2 separate regions of the Homo sapiens genome follow, and region 2 is linked to region 1. A link is an interaction called in ENCODE POLR2A ChIA-PET data of the cell type or tissue named here. Cell type or tissue: PC-3. All regions are shown on one strand. Region 1 overlaps MARK3 (microtubule affinity regulating kinase 3). Region 2 overlaps RCOR1 (REST corepressor 1).

Evidence for each region. ChIA-PET counts read pairs that join two places held together with the same protein. Peaks named below come from ENCODE experiments on the same cell type or tissue, not always from the same donor. Only the 100,000 strongest peaks of a DNase experiment are listed, where the experiment ranks them.
Region 2: POLR2A ChIA-PET joins it to region 1 with 16 read pairs; 2 of 35 experiments call an interaction of 5 or more read pairs at or near these places.

The regions. Positions count from the first base shown.
Region 1 is chr14:103,390,987-103,398,986 of GRCh38, forward strand. The region is part of intron 1 of MARK3 (microtubule affinity regulating kinase 3); the gene reads left to right. Among named protein-coding and RNA genes, the nearest start is that of MARK3, 9.6 kb to the left of the region's middle. In PC-3, CTCF peaks have their summits at 225, 3,215 and 3,417; DNase peaks (open chromatin) are centred at 225 and 4,465; H3K4me3 peaks cover 278 bases; H3K27ac peaks cover 271 bases.
Region 2 is chr14:102,615,425-102,623,424 of GRCh38, forward strand. All of the region lies in intron 2 of RCOR1 (REST corepressor 1), which reads left to right. Among named protein-coding and RNA genes, the nearest start is that of RCOR1, 27 kb to the left of the region's middle. In PC-3, no CTCF peak of the experiment used is centred here; no DNase peak of the experiment used is centred here.

The DNA.
Region 1 (8,000 bases):
AGGTGTGAGCCACCACACTCAGTCAAAACTATTTTTTAAAATATTTTATTATAGGAAAATTTAAAAAAATAGAATGTTATTTATCAATGCTTCTCAGCCACAGGGTGATTTTGCCCTCTAGTGGACATTTGACAATGTCTAAAGACATCTTTGGTTATCACAGCTGGAGAAAGGTTTGGCTGACCAGGAATGCTACTAAACATTTTACAGTACGTAGGACAGCCTTCCACAGCAAAGAATTACCCGGCCTAAAATGTCAGTAGTGCCAGCGTTGAGAAACCCTGGTATGTACTTAGCCCCCCATGTACTCAACAGCGCAGCTCAGTGGCCAATCTTATTTCATTTATAAATGAAGAAGCAAATGCAGTATCATTTCCTCTCTAAAGCTTTTAGAAGAGATAAAGCCTGTTTTAAGAAAAAAGCAATACTTTTATCATATTTTCTTAATATCAAATATGCAGTATTTAAATTTTCTCACATTTCTAATTTTTAAACTGTTCAAATTAGAATCCAGCTTGAATTCATACATTATAGTTGGCTGATATGTCAAATATGCTTTTTTTTTTTTTTTAATTGAGATGGAGTCTTGCTCTGTCGCCCAGGTTGGAGTGCAGTGGTGCAATCTCGGCTCACTGCCAACCTCTGCCGCCCGGGTTCAAGCGATTGTCGTGCGCAGCCTCCCGAGTAGCTGGGATTACAGGCTCCCGCCACCATGCCTGGCTATTTTTTTTTTTTTTTTTTTTTTTTTTTTAGTAGAGATGGGGTTTCGCCATGTTGGCCAGGCTGTTCTCAAACTCCTGACCTCAGGTGATCCGCCCGCCTTGGCCTCCCAAAGTGCTGGGATTACAGGCGTGAGCCACTGTACCTGGTCAAAATATGCTTTTTAAAGGCAACCAAACAGTTTGCATTTCAGTTTATGTTCTATAGTTATATGGAGCCACGGATACATCCTTTTTCTATACTGGCAAAATGAGAAACATATTTTTCACCTGAATTTCAAAGGATATGACACTTCGTAAGCCTGGTAATGTTATTGGCCAAAGTACCAGAGGCCCAGGGCTTTCCCAGTTATTTAACAGTTACTGATATGTGTGCATCATGTACTTATTATTAGTTAATGCAAATAGTCCCCCAAATTTCTGACCTCTGTGAAACTGATGATGCTGTTGTCTAGTCAGTCATCGGTTATGTGAGACTGAATTAACCTATTCAGCAAGTGTGAATGCCTACCGTGTGTATGATACTGTGCTAGGTGCTGTAGAGGCCATATACCTGGGACACATAGCTTTCCTGCTCTTTAGGATTTCCTGCTCCTTGCAGGACAAAGCAGCCTGAGCTTTATGAAACTAGTCTGTAACTCTCAAACTTAAGCAAACATTAGAATCACCTGAAGGGCTTTAGAACCGTGATCACTGGGCCCTACCCCTAGACCTTGATTTTACCCGTAGAATTGGAATTTCTAACAAGTTGCCAGGTGATGTTGATGCTCCAGGTCCGGGGACCACTCTTAAGAATCACTATAGCAGGAATTTCTGATGTTTATTTATTAAGAAAAAAAAATCACTGCCTTAGTGTGCAGTGAAGGCTTGCTAACTAAACTATACTCCTTTTAGATTGTACTGTGACTATCAAAGGAAGATTTCCAGACCATTTAATTGAGTTTTCAGGTTCCATGAGTTTAAAAAAAACTGTTTATTAAAAATTGTGGTTCTGGAAAATAACAATAGTTGCCATTTGGTGATCACTTAACTGTATACCAGCCAGCAATACTTTGTAGAGTATCTCATTTAAAATATGTAATATGGTTTTATTTAATTAGCTTTTTTTTTTTTTAAATTTCCTGAGGCGGAGTCTCACACTGTTACCTGGGCTGGAGTGCAGTGGCACGATCTCGCTCGCTGCAACCTCCGCCTCCCGGGTTCAAGCGATTCTCCTGCCTCAGCCTCCCAGGTAGCTAGGATTACAGGCAGCCGCCACCACACCCAGCTAATTTTTAAATTTTATTTTATTTTTTGAGACAGAGTTTCACTCTTGTTGCCCGGGCTGGAGTGCAGTGGCATGATCTTGGCTCACTGCAACCTCCGCCTCCTGGCTTCAAGCAATTCTGCCTCAGCCTCCCGAGTAGCTGGGATTACAGGTGCCTGTTACCATGCCCAGCTGATTTTTTTGTATTTTCGGTAGAGACTGGGTTTCACCATGTTGGCAGGCTGATCTGGAACTCCTGACCTCATGATCCTCCCACTTCCCTCCTCGGCCTCCCAAAGTGCTGGAATTACAGGCGTGAGCCACTGTGCCCCGGCTTAATCAGCTTGTCAACTTCTAAGCACAACCTGTTGAATCAAGCTGTTTGGGCCTTATCAGAAAAAAGTTGGCCTATAGTTTCAGCTACTCAGGAGGCTAAGGCCAGAGGATCACTTGAGGCCAGGAGTTCCAGTCGACCTGGACAACATGGTGAAACTATGTATCTTAAGAAAGAAAAAAAAAAGTTGATCTCTGAAGAATTCATGAAAATATTTAGTCAGTTTTCAGGGAAAGATCTTATAGACTTCAATTTGAGCATCCTTATCTTATGTATGTAAATGAGGTAAAGGTTGAAATTTGCAGTAAATAGAATTTTGGTCATTTAAGTTATGTAGCTCATGATATATACATTGTATAACTATTTAGACTTACATGGTGCATGATTTACATTGTAATTACATAGAGGCTTATACAGTCTAATAAAAATTAATATTAACTATTTGATTGCAAAGAGGATTGTTCTGCATTTTATTACTTTTTTTTTTTTTTTGAGACAGAGTTTCACTCTTGTTGCCAGGCTGGAGTGCAATCTCGTGACCTTGGCTCACTGCAACCTCCGCCTGCCAGCCTAAGTAGCTGGGGTTACAGGCACACACCACCATGCCCAGCTAATTTTTTGTATTTTTAGTAGGGATGGGGTTTCACCATGTTAGCCAGGCTGGTCTCAAACTCCTCACCTTGGGTTATCCGCCTGCCTTGGCCTCCCAAAGTGCTGGGATTACAGGCTTGAGCCACTGCGCTCGGCCTGCATTTTATTATTCTAAGATATAGCCAAATTTTATGCCTGGAATTTTTTCCTGGGCTGGAACAAATTCCTAGTAAGAGTCAGGGAATATTCCGTGACTTGTGGCTTTGGTTAAAAAAGAAAAAGGAGTCAGGGAATGCAGTACCCTCTGATCACCACTGGGAGGACTAAAGCAGAAAATTCATTTGTCTCATATCCATTTTCAAATTTCAAATTAAACATGAAGGAGAAAATAAATCTCTTACCTGGGAAGCTTTAATGTCCTGTCTCACACAAGAAGTTAAAGGTTGTGCTTGGAGTTGGTCTGCAAAAGTAATAAGGAATTTGTACTCACCCGTCTGCACCTGCTTGTACAGAACAATTGGAAGGGCAGAAGTTGGCTTTGAAAGAAAAGGCCTTTTTTTGGAGGTGGGAGGGGCATCCAATTTTGTCTTCAGCCGAGAGTTCGCTAGCACTACACTCTAGCCACTCAAGCTGCTCAACTATGGTTGGTCTTGTGTACTTCTGTGTGCACTAGATAAGACATTGTTTCTGTGGGTTATGTGGGACCTTGAAGTTCAGTGTTGAAGCTCAAACAAAGCAGGTGTTTTTTCTGTATTTCTTGTTGACAGGCATTTGCTTTTTGTTGGACCTAAATATTGTGGGGTTTGTGTATGGACATTTGACACAAAAATCTGTATTGGTAGAATTTAATATAAAATCAGAGAAGTTGAATTCACAGGTTTTGTTCATAGAATTTTACATAACTCTAGTCTTTTTTCTTTTTTTGTGATGGAGTCTTGCTCTGTTGCCCAGGCTGGAGTGCAGTGGCATGATCTTGGCTCACTGCAACCTCTGCCTCCTGGGTTCAAGTGATTGTCCTGCCTCAGCCTCCCGAGTAGCTGGGATTACAGGCACCCGCCACCACGCCTGGCTAATTTTTGTATTTTTAGTAGAAACGGGGTTTCACCATGGCCAGGCTGGTCTTGAACTCCTGACCTCAAGTGATCCACCTGCCTCGGCCTCCCAAAGTGCTAGGATTATAGGCATGAGCCACAGCGCCTGGCCACAATCTTACACTACTTTCCTGAAGGGATGTGTGATGGAAAGAGTCTGGGCTTGAAAGTGGAAGACAAAAATGAGAGTCTAAGACTGATCGAGATAAAGATTCTGAAGAGGTAGAATGGACCTCATAAGATGGAGCAAAAAAGAAGGAACAACATATAAAAGGAGAAATTAGAATTTAGAGTTATAGACTGGAATTTGAAACTAGTCTTGAGATTTAACTGTGGACAAATTCACTCGGCTGTGCCTCATGGTTTTTTTTTTTTTAAATCAAAAGAGAATAACATCATTCAAGTTGTGTCTTGGTTTTTTTGTTTGTTTACTTAGATTTTTATGACTTCACTTTCTCAATTTCCTCTGTGGCCAGATTCATCAGGCATTCAGTCACTTTCATCTCTGTCAGGCTGGCCTTGTGTTCTGTCTGTCTGTTCTGCTGCATAGTTGTCATCCTGAGATCTCCCTTCACCCATATCCTAGGGATTCCCTTTGCCTTTCCTGTTCGATCCATTTTCTTCCCCTTGGTTCACTCCCAGGTTTCATTGCAGCAGTTCCTCCAGTGATTTTCTGAGAAAGTTGCTCAGAGGTAAATTTTTAAAATCCTTTCATATCTGCAAACATCTTTATTCTGTTCTCATACTTGATTGATATTTTGGCTGCATATAGAATTCTAGACTGAATGCCCTTTTTCCTCAGAATTTTGTTTTCTGTCTTATATAGCATCTGACACTCCGATTTGGAGAGAGAGAATGCTATTTTGAGTCTTGCTTATTTTTCTGTTTGTTTAAGGCTGATTGGAAGTTTTGTGCATTTGGATGGATCTTGAATACAACAGTGGGACACACTGTTATTTCTTTGTGGTGCTCTTGATACCAATATATTTAGTCTTATCACTTGGCCTAGGCAAGCACGGAATGCCCATGTTCCAGGGAGCTGAGTCGGGAGAGGGCAGAAGGAAAGATCTGTGGCTTTCTGCTTTCTCTGCTTGTTTTCAGTGTCCCTGCCCTCAGTTGTGCCCTGTGTCCCCAAGCCCAGAGACTTTCCATTTTGCCCTTTCTAAAGAACCTCCAGTTTTTTGCCTGAGTGGGAGAGGAGACCCGGGGGTCTGTTATTTAACAGACTGATAGATCTTCTTGTTTCAGGCTTACTTCACTCACACTTCTAGAGGTACTTGTACTACCAGTTCCTGAACCTTTTGAGAGTTCTATAATACAAATCAGGATTTTCCAATATCTCCATAGCTGGCTTAGGATTAATCTTTCTTATATGTGTTAAGTCATTTTCCTTCTTTTTTTAGTTTCTGAAAGTATATCTGTTACCACTTTTATTTTCTTTGTCTTGTGGCTTTTTTCCTTATGCCTTATATTTTTTTCCTTTACTTTCATATTAATGGAGTTTGGAGAGGGAGGGGAAGTAAATGCAGCCATGATTTATAACCAGACTTGGATTAGGTGTTTACATATGTCAATACATGTCTTTAAAATTTAGCTAGTACTTGTTATTATAAATAACAAACTAAGATTGATAGGCTTCTTGAAAAATTGGCGGTAAATTTGGCTAATGGTGGGTTGTTGTAGTAGAGTAGCGTTTCCCCTTTTCACCCAAGCTTTGTTACCTCTTCTTGGGTGGTGCCTGGCCTGAGATGTCCTTCATCTCTCATAAGAACTCTCCTACTTGCCCTTTGAGGACTCCATCCCTTCACATCTTGGGGTACCTTTTTTCCTTCATCTCACCCAAATGTGATCATGTCCTTTGGGTGCCTAGAGCTGCATTATCCAGCACAGTAGCAACTAGCCACATGTGGGGCTACCAAGCACTTGAAACGTGGTTAGTTTGAATTTAGGTGTTCTGTAAGTATAAAAGATAAACCAGTTCAAAGACAGTATTTCAAAAATAGGATATAAAGCCTTTTTATATTATGCATTGAAATATTGGGGGGTATATTGAGTTAAATAAAATGGTATTTAATTTAACGTATTAAATATGTTTCTTTTTACATTTTTTAATGGAGCTACTAGAAAATTGAAAATTACATATGTATGTCACATTATACACCTATTGGACAGCATTAGAGTATTCACTCTGATTTTCTCTTGGGGCAGGAATTGCCCCTTGTTTCAGTTGCTATTCCCCCGTTAGCACCCCGTGTATATCATGAGTGCCTTGAAGGTTTGACACCACACTTTTCTGTTTCTTTTATTCCCTGCTAATGCCTACCATATAGTTGACTAGCCGAAAGTTACTGAATAAACATTTTTTTTTTTTTTTTTTGAGATGAAGTCTCACTCTGTCACCCAGACTGGAGTGCAGTGGTGCGATCTCGGCTCACCGCAACCTCCGCCTCCCAGGTTCAAACGATTCTCCTGCCTCAGCCTTCTGAGTAGCTGGGACTACAGGCACCCGCCACCATGCCTGGCTAATTTTTTTATTTTTAGTAGAGATGGGGTTTCACCATATTGGCCAGGCTGGTCTCGAACTCCTGACCTTGTGATCCTCCTGCCTCAGCCTCCTAAAGTGCTGGGATTACAGGCGTGAGCTACCGCACCTGGCCTGAATCAAGATTTTTTTAGCCACAACTTGTGCCTTACAAGTTTTTTATTCTAAGGATTAGACAAGTAAATTATTTTTCACCGTATTACATTAGTTCACCTACTATACCAGTAACAATTATTTTATTCAAAAGTGAAACAGATTTTACTATATTTATGGGACAATAACAGTTCCCCCTTCCTATTCATATTCTTAGATGCTTTCTCATAAATTCAGCTGTGAAGAGTCACATTATCTTTGATCCATGTGAGACTATCTTCTTGTTTTATCTACTCCTGTTAGTCTCCATATGTCATTACTCTTACCCTCCACCCCACGTTACTGTTTTAATGTGTTTAGTATGTGTATGTGTTCTTACATAGTTTATTTTGGTATGTTTGGTACTTTATGTAAATATTACATATGTCTTATCTGTGCGCTTAATATATTGCATCTAACTGCTGAATAGCAGTGAGATGTATGCATCTACCACATTTTACCAGTCTGCTCGCCAGAGGTGCACATGTTAATTTTCTCCAACTCTGTCACCACAAAAAAAATGCTTCAACATCTTCATGCATGTCCCCTTATGGAGCAATGTAAGAGTTTCTTTGGGATATATAGCTTGGAATGGACTTGATGGGTCACAGGAAATGTCAGATTGTTCTTCTAGATGGCTGCTTCCATCAATAGTGCACCACAGTTTTTGTATTCCCGTTTCTCTGCCAACATTTCAGAGCTTTCTGCCTTTTCCCTATCTAACAGGCCTAAGGTGATACTACATTGTGGTTTTAACTTGTATTTCTCTCTGATTTTTAGAATCTCTTTATACATTCCTTGGCTTTGGGTGCATTCTTGTTTTTTGCGGGGGTTGGTGATTTTTATCAAATCAAGGACAGACATCCCATTCTAATCCTAGTTTGCTATAGGAATTTTGTGGGGGCTTTTTGGTAGAGACAGGGTCTTGCTATGTTTGCCCAGGCGGGTCTCAAACTTCCGGGTTTAAGCAAGCCTCTTGCCTCAGCCTCTGAAGGTGCTGGGATTACAAGCATGAGTCACCATGCCTGGCCAAGAGTTTTTAAATTATAAATTGTTCAATCTTATCAAATCCTTTTTCTATGTTGAATGAAATAATTGCCTAGCTGCTTTCAAAAGTGAAACGTGACTTTGTGAATATTTCTAAAGTACAAAATACTTGGAGGACAGCCATTTATTGTCACAACTTGGCTTTGTAGTTTGTTTTTGTTTTTGTTTTTTAACATTTGGAAACCATACCTATGTGTTAAGTAAGTGGCTTGTGATTTAAGGAATAGAATGCATGTAAGGGCACACTTCTTTTGTTTTACAGAAGGGATCAAGTTCTGTTCAGGAAGATTTGAAACAT
Region 2 (8,000 bases), 780 kb before region 1:
AGCCACCTTGGCCTGCATAATTCTTTTTTTTTTTTTTTTTTGAGATGGAGTTTCGCTCTTGTCGCTCAGGCTGGAGTGCAATGGTGCGATCTCGGCTCACCGCAACCTCCACCTCCTGGATTCAAGCAATTCTCCTGCCTCAGCCTCCCAAGTAGCTGGGATTACAGGTGTGCACCACCATGCCTAGCTAATTTTGTATTTTTAGTAGAGACAGGGTTTCTCCATGTTGGTCAGGCTGGTCTCCAACTCCCGACCTCAGATTATCTGCCCAACCTTGGCCTCCCAAAGTGCTGGTATTACAGGTGTGAGCCACCACGCCTGGCCATTAATTCTTTTTTAAGAAAGAGTTTCATTGCTATTAAACAAGTTTGAAAATCACAGTTTCTGCTTGAGTAGAAAATACAAACTTGGGTTTCTACCACTACACTTTCACAACATGCTTTTGACTCCAGATTTGAGGGGGGATTTCTCCCCAACAGGAGGTAGGCCATCAGTTCTGCAGTGGGCAGCAGCTGGGCATCCTCTAATTGAATTCAGTTCTGACACTGTCTACACTACCCGCTTAGAGATGGATGGTGACACATCACACAGGTTGAGGACTCAGTCCTATCTTTGATAGTGAACGTAAACCTTCATTTATTTTGTCTGTGGTTCTGACCAGCCAGCTGCAAATTTCAAGAGTTCCTGCAGATACCTCCTTGACTTCAATTACTTTGCTAGAGTAACTTACAGAACTCAGGGAAATGTGTTTATCCATTTATTACAAAAGATACATGTGTATATGTGTGTGTGTGTGTGTGTGTGTGTGTGTGTGTGTGTGTGTGTATGTGTGTGTGTGTATATATATATTTAAATTTTATTTGAGTTAGGGTCTTTCCCCAGTTGCCAAGGCTGGAGTGCAGTGGTGCGATCACAGCTCACTGCAGCTTCAACTTCTTGGACTCAGGCTATCCTCCCATCTCAGCCTCCTGAGTAGGTGAAACTATATACACACAGCACCATGCCCAGCTAATTAAATTTTTTTTTGGTAGAGATGGGGTCTTGCTGTATTGCCCAGGCTGGTCTTGAACTCCTGGGCTCAAGCAGTCCTCCGGCCTTGGATTCCCAAAGTGCTGCAATTACAGGTGTGAGTCATCATGTTTGGCCTACAAAGGATATTTGGAAGGATGCAAATAAACAGTCAGGTGAAGAGATACATATAGGGCCAGGATTGAAATGGTCCCTAGCACTGGCACTTCTGTCTTCTTGGAGTTGGGATGGGCCACCCTCCCCTCACATGGCTGTGCTTCTCTTTACTCCTGCAATCCCCCATGTGTTTGGCTCCCTACAAGCCATGTTCAGCTCCCTGCAAGCTCTCTGAACCCAATCCTTTCAGGTTTTTATGAAGGCCTCATTACGTAGGGATGACTGATTAAATCTTTTGGCCATTGGTGATGAATTAAAAGTTCAGTCCCTCTCCCCTCCTTGGAGGTTGAGGTGGGAGTTGAAACCATTTGTCATCCTAAGCTAACAAACGGTTGCCAGCTATTGGTCAACTCATTGGCATACAAAAAGACACATTACTTTGAAGATACCGAGGATTTTAGGAGTTGAAGGGCCAGGAAACAGGAAGGCCAAATATATATTTCACAATATCACAATATGTTATTAAGAGCAAATAGTGATAGAAAAGTGAAAGTGATGATAGCAGAAATGTAAAGTGTAGGTTCTATAAACAGTGCAGATGAGAACAAAGCTAACAGTTATCAGGCAGTCTAAATGCATGCAGTTTTTTACCTTAGACACATTCGTTCGTTGACTGTTTAATTGTAAAGAAAAATCAATTTAAGAACATGTATGAAATTGCATTTATACTCTGGAAAAATGAGATGTAAGTAGGTATTTTGTATTTTTTAGCGTTTCAAGAGCATAATTCCCCTTATGGTATGTCTGTTGCCTTGCTTTCACACATTCCACTTGTGTACATGTTTTTGGGAACTCATTATGTAAGAAAGTAATGGACTTCTTACACTTCTGTTAGGTAAAACCATAGTAATTGGCTGGGCATGATGGCATGGGGTGGGAGGATCACTTGAGGACAAGAGTTTGAGCTTGCAGTACACTGATCTTTGCTGTGAATAGTCACTGCACTCCAGCCGGGGCAACGAAGACACTGTCTCTTTCTTTTTTTTTTTTTTTTTTTTTTGATGGAGTCTTGCTCTGTCGCCCAGGCTGGAGTGCAGTGGCACAGACTTGGCTCACTGCAACCTCCACTTCCCAGGTTCAAGGGATTCTCCTGCCTCAGGCTCCCAAGTAGCTGGGACTACAGGTGCCTGCCACCATACCTGGCTAATTTTTGTATTTTTAGTAGAGACGGGGTTTCACCATATTGGCCAGACTGGTCTCGAACTCCTGACCTTGTGATCTGCCTGCCTCGGCTTCCCACAGTCCTGGGATTACAGGCGTGAGCCACCGTGCCTGGCCCAAGACTCTATCTCAAATAAAAAAGAACACAGTAATTTTTCTCTTTTATGGGATACTACACTTACATAAGTTTCTTTTTTTTTTCTTTTTTTTTTTTTTTTGTGAGACAGAGTCTTGCTTTTCCCCTGCCAGGCTGGAGTGGAGTGGCATGATCTCAGTCACTGCAACCTCCGCTTCCTGGGTTCAAGTGATTCCCGTGCCTCAGCCTCCTGAGTAGCTGGGATTACAGGCGTGCCCCACCACGTCTGGCTAATTTTTGTATTTTTAGTAGAGATGGGGTCTCACCATGTTTTCCCAGGCTGTTCTCAAACTCCTGAGCTCAGGTGGATCCCCCCTGCCTCGGCCTCCCAAAGTGTTGGGATTACAGTCGTGAGCCACTGTGCCTGTCTGGGATGTTTGCCATATTTGTTTCATCAGTATATATTTCTTTGCTTGGGTTGAGTACAGGGACTGATGCCTGTAATCCCAGCACTTAGGGAGGCCGAGGTGGGAGGATTACTGGAACCCAGGAAGTTGAGGCTGCAGACCAACCTAGGCAACAGAGTGAGACCATGTCTTCAGGGGGAAAAAAAAAGCGCTGGGCATGGGCATATACCTATAGTCTCAGCTACTCTGGAGGATGAGGTGAGAGGATCGCTTGAGCCCAGGAATTTGAGGCTGCCATGAGCCGTCATCATGCCCATGCCAATGTACTCCAGCCTGGGCAAGAAAGTCGACCCTGTCTCAAAACTAAACTAAACAAATTTCTCTGGCTGAAGTTTAGTAATTTGCTTTTAAGTGACGTTTGTACATTTTAGAAAATAACTTTGTATATTAGACATCATTTATGGTACTTACCGTTTTCCATGGTCATAAAATACCTAGTCTAGTGTGATAAATGCCAGGTGATAGAGGTATGCCTGGGGCATAAACCTAGGGGCTTGGTGGGATGGGGTGAGATGGTTGAAATAGTATGTAGAAGGAAAGGCTTTCCAGAGTTTACTCTTAGGGTGGCTCTTGAAGGGCAAGTGAAGGAAAGACATTTCAGGCTGAGGGAAGACACGTTTAGATGGAGTCCTGTGGATGGAGAGTGCTGGACTTGTTTGCGAAGTCAGGAGTAGTTTGATATGATCAGATGCTTAGGGAGGTGATTGGTAAAGTGGTGGAAGGTGAGATTGTGGAACAGGTAGGCATGGACCCTATCACAAGCGTCCTGGCTTGTGTATCTAGCTAAAGGATCTGTCTGTCTGTCTGTCTGTCTTTATATTTTTTGAGACGGAGTTTCGCTCTTGTTGCCCAGGCTGGAGTGCAATGATGCAATCTTGGTTCATTGCAACCTCCGCCTCCCAGGTTCAAGTGATTCTCCTGCCTTAGCCTTCTAAGTAGCTGGGATTGCAGGCGTGCACTACACGCCCAGCTAACTTTTTATTTTTAGTAGAGTTGGGGTTTCACCATGTTGGTTAGGCTGGTCTTGAACTCCTAACCTCAGGTGATTCACCTCCCTCAGCCTCCCAAAATGCTGAGATTACAGATGTGAGCCACCCCACCTGGCCCATGCCTCTATCTATCTATCTGTCTGTCTGTCTATCTATCTATTCTATCTAATCTTTTTTTTTTTTTTTTTTTTTTTTGGAGTCAGGTTCTTGCTCTGTTGCCCAGGCTGGACTGTAGTGGCGTGATCTTGCCTCACTGCAGCCTCTGCCTCCCGGGTTCAAGCGATCTTCCTGCCTCAGCCTCCCTGGTAGCTGGGACTACAGATGTGTGCCACCATGCCTGGCAAGTTTTTATATTTTTGGTAGAGATGGGGTTTCACTATGTTGGCCAGGCTGATCTCAAACTCCTGACCTCAGGTGATCTGCCCACCTCAGCCTCCCAAAGTGCTGGGATTACATGCGTGAGCCACTGTGCCTGGCCTGTTAAGTATTACCATAAACTCTTCTCCTATCTGTCTTGTAAGTTATGTACACCTCATCTATGTTCTTGATGTAGCTTGTTACTTAGTCTGTTATAGTAATAATCTCTTTAATTATTAGCTTTTATGTCTTCTCCATTGTCCACTGACAGCCATAACTGCGTATATCTTTTTGTATACCTGTCTACAGACCAGCCATCCTAGGTTGAAGAATAGAATTACTTCTCATTGCTTCCACAGTTCCTGTCTTCCTTTAAATCATCATGTATAACACAAATTATACAGTAGCTTTCTTGTAAATCTCCTGCTTCTGTATTTTATATCTGTTAGGCTGGGTGCAGTGACTCACTTCTGTAATCCCAGCACTTTGGGAGGCCAAGGTGGGAGGATTGCTTAAGGCCAGGAGTTTGAGACCAGCCTGGGCAAAATAGGGAGACACCCCGTCACCACACACTTATACACACACACACACACCCCCCCACACCCACCATGAAAAAAATTAGTCGCGGCGGGGTGCGGTGGCTCACGCCTGTAATCCCAGCACTTTGGGAGGCCAAGGCAGGCAGATCACATGAGGTCGGGAGTTCAATACCAGCCTGACCAACATGGAGAAACCCCATCTCTACTAAAAATACAAAACTATCTGGGCGTGGTTGCACATGCCTGTAATCCCAGCTACCCTGGAGTCTGAGGCAGGAGAATCACTTGAACCCGGGAGGCAGAGGTTGTGGTGAGCCGAGATCGTGCCGTTGTACTTCAGCATCAACAAGAGCGAAACCGTCTCACAAAAAAAATTAGTCGGGCACAATGGTATGCATCTGTGGTCACAGCTATTTGGGAGACTGAGCTAGGAAGATTGCTTGAGCTCAGGAATTCAAGGCTCAGTGAGCTCTGATTGTGGCACTGCACTCCATCCCGGGCCACAGAGACTCTGTTTCTAATAAATAAATAAAATGTAAATTAGCTGTTCCTCTGTGGCTTACAACCTTCCAGTGGCTCCCATTTCACTTAGAGTAAAAGTGAAAGCCCTCACCGTGGTCCCCTCCTTTTTTGCTGCTCCATTACTCTTTCTTTATCTCCTTCACTTCATTCAGATCATTGCTCAATAAGGCCTCTCCTAACCTACCTATCTGCAAGTATCTCTAGAATATGACTTAAAAACAATCTAAACACAGATGTCACAACTAAAAAAAATTAATACTTAGTCCTTAGTGTCATTAAATTTCTGGTCACCTATTGTTAAATAGTTGCTTTGTTTGAAGGTCACTGCAACCTGCATTTCCTGAGCCCAAGCTATCCTCCTGTTTCAGCCTCCCGAGTAGCAGAGACTACAGGTGTGCACCACCATGCCCAGCTAGTTTTTTAGAATTTTTTGTAGAGACAGGATCTAACTGCGTTGCCTAGGCTGGTCTTGAACTCCTGGCCTCAAGTGATCCTCTCACCTTGGCCTCCCAGTATGCTGGGATTACAGGCACAAGCCACTACATCTAGACACGAATTTCTGATTTAAATAATTCTTTGTAAGAACACTTCTTAGGAGGCATTTGAATGGATAACTGTCTTAACTGTCTTGCACACCAGTCTTTGTCTTTTTTTTTTTTTTTTTTTTTTTTTTGAGAAAAGGTCTTGCCCTGTCACCCAAGCTGGAGTGCACTGGTGCAATCACAGCTTACTGCAGCCTTGAACTCCTGGGCTCAAATGATCCTCCCACCTTGGCCTCCAAAGTGTTTGGATTACAGGCATGAGCCACTGAGCCCAGCCTCAGGTTGTCTTTCTCCTGCTTTACTATTTCATTTTTTTCTTTTCGTCTTCTAGCGTACTGTAAATTTACATATATTTTAATGTCTGTACTAGAATATAAGCTCAACAAGGGTAGGGCTCTTTGTGTGTAGACATTGCTCAGTACATAGTTGGCACGAAATAAAATCACTTAAATGAATGAATGAGTGAAATACAAAGGCGGAATTTGACTGTAAAACAGTCTTGTTGGAGAAGGTATATGGGGAATAGGGGAAAGAGAGGGCCTCTTTTCGCCCTCCTACATTGATACAGATAGATCTCAGTTGGTCTCTGATCTTGTTTGTAGGGATTTTGTTGGATGAATGCAAGGTGGGATGGTCTTCAGATTGTACCAATTTAGCTGGCATTGCTAACCAACTGTTGGAATCTCTGAAAATAAAAGATCTTGAAATTCCTCCCCCTCTCCCCGCAAAGAGAAATACGAAGGCAGACAACTGGGTAAATTGTCCTACCCCTAACTGCCATCCACAGAAAAGTAACATTTTGTTTTATTTGATTAACTGTGCTTGACAACATTAGAAACAGTGGAAAATCATCTGGGACTTGGGCAGGTAGAAACTCCAGAGGTAGGACTGGAGGAGGGGCTGTGTAACCTCTCTTTCTTACTCTTAAGAATAACCTTTTTATCTACCCGAGATTTATTGGCTCCTTAAAATCATAACTAAAACCTGTAGCCTCTTTCAGCAGAAAGCAATGCTTAGAGTAAGACTTCTACTACACTGCCAGCCCGAAGGCTTGAACAGAAGGCAAGTGGAAGCCCTAAAACTTTGGCTGTTCCTGGCACGATTCCAGTCCCACTCTCCCTACCCTCACCCACAGCTTCCCCATCACTGTCTGCTTGGGAACCGTGAGCATTGTTCTCATCTTGTGCTTCTTTCTGAGTTATCAGGCAGCCGGAAGGCCAGATTCCCTTGTCTTCCCTCTTTTCATGGACTCTGCATTTTCTTTTCTGATCCTGTTTTTCACCTTGATCTTCTTGGAACTTTTCCCTGAGCCCTTTTAAACTCACGGTATATCAGCAAAATTCCCCTAATCTTCAGTTTCTTCTGTGATTTCCGCCCCCCGCCCCACACATTCTTATTCTGACTGAAAATAGGCCATCTCCTGATGACACTGCCTCCCTGCAGCCCTCCGAAAGAGTACTTGCCTGCCCCTCCATCCCTTTTGTGTTACTAGGCTTCACAGTAGCATGTCCTCTTTTTCTTTGTTGCCATTTCTTTACTTTTCTTCTCGCCTCCCTAAAAACACCTCTGAATGTGATGTCATGAGTTTGTACTATGCGCTCCTGATTTTTGCTGCTTAATCCAGTGTGCTGTGGAGGATTGAACCTCTTATGATGGAGTTCCCCTCTTTAACTCTAGTAATGCTTCTTGCCTTAAAGTCTGCTTTGTCTAATATCAGTATAGCTATGCCAGTTTTCTTTTTGTTCGTGTTTGAATGGCATCTTTTTCTGTCTTTTTTATTTTCAACCTTTCTTTATTCTTGATGTCTTGGTTATGTCTGAACAGGTTTTCATCCACATCTTAAAAGCACATCTTTGCTTTTAACTTGCATTTAGTTTCATTCACAGTTTCATTTAATGTATTTATTGATATATCTGTATTTAGATCTAACTCAGAGATTTCTATTTGACCCACCTGTTCTGTGTGGGTTTGTTTTGTTAGTCCTTTTGATCTTCCTTTGCATTGATTTAGTATTTATTGTTATTCTTCCCTCTTCCTTAGCTTGGTAATTGTGTGCTATTTGGAAAAAATACTATTCTCTGAGTAGTTATCCTAGAGATAACAATTTACTTCCTTTATTTATTTATTATTTATTTATTTATTTATTTATTTATTTATTTATT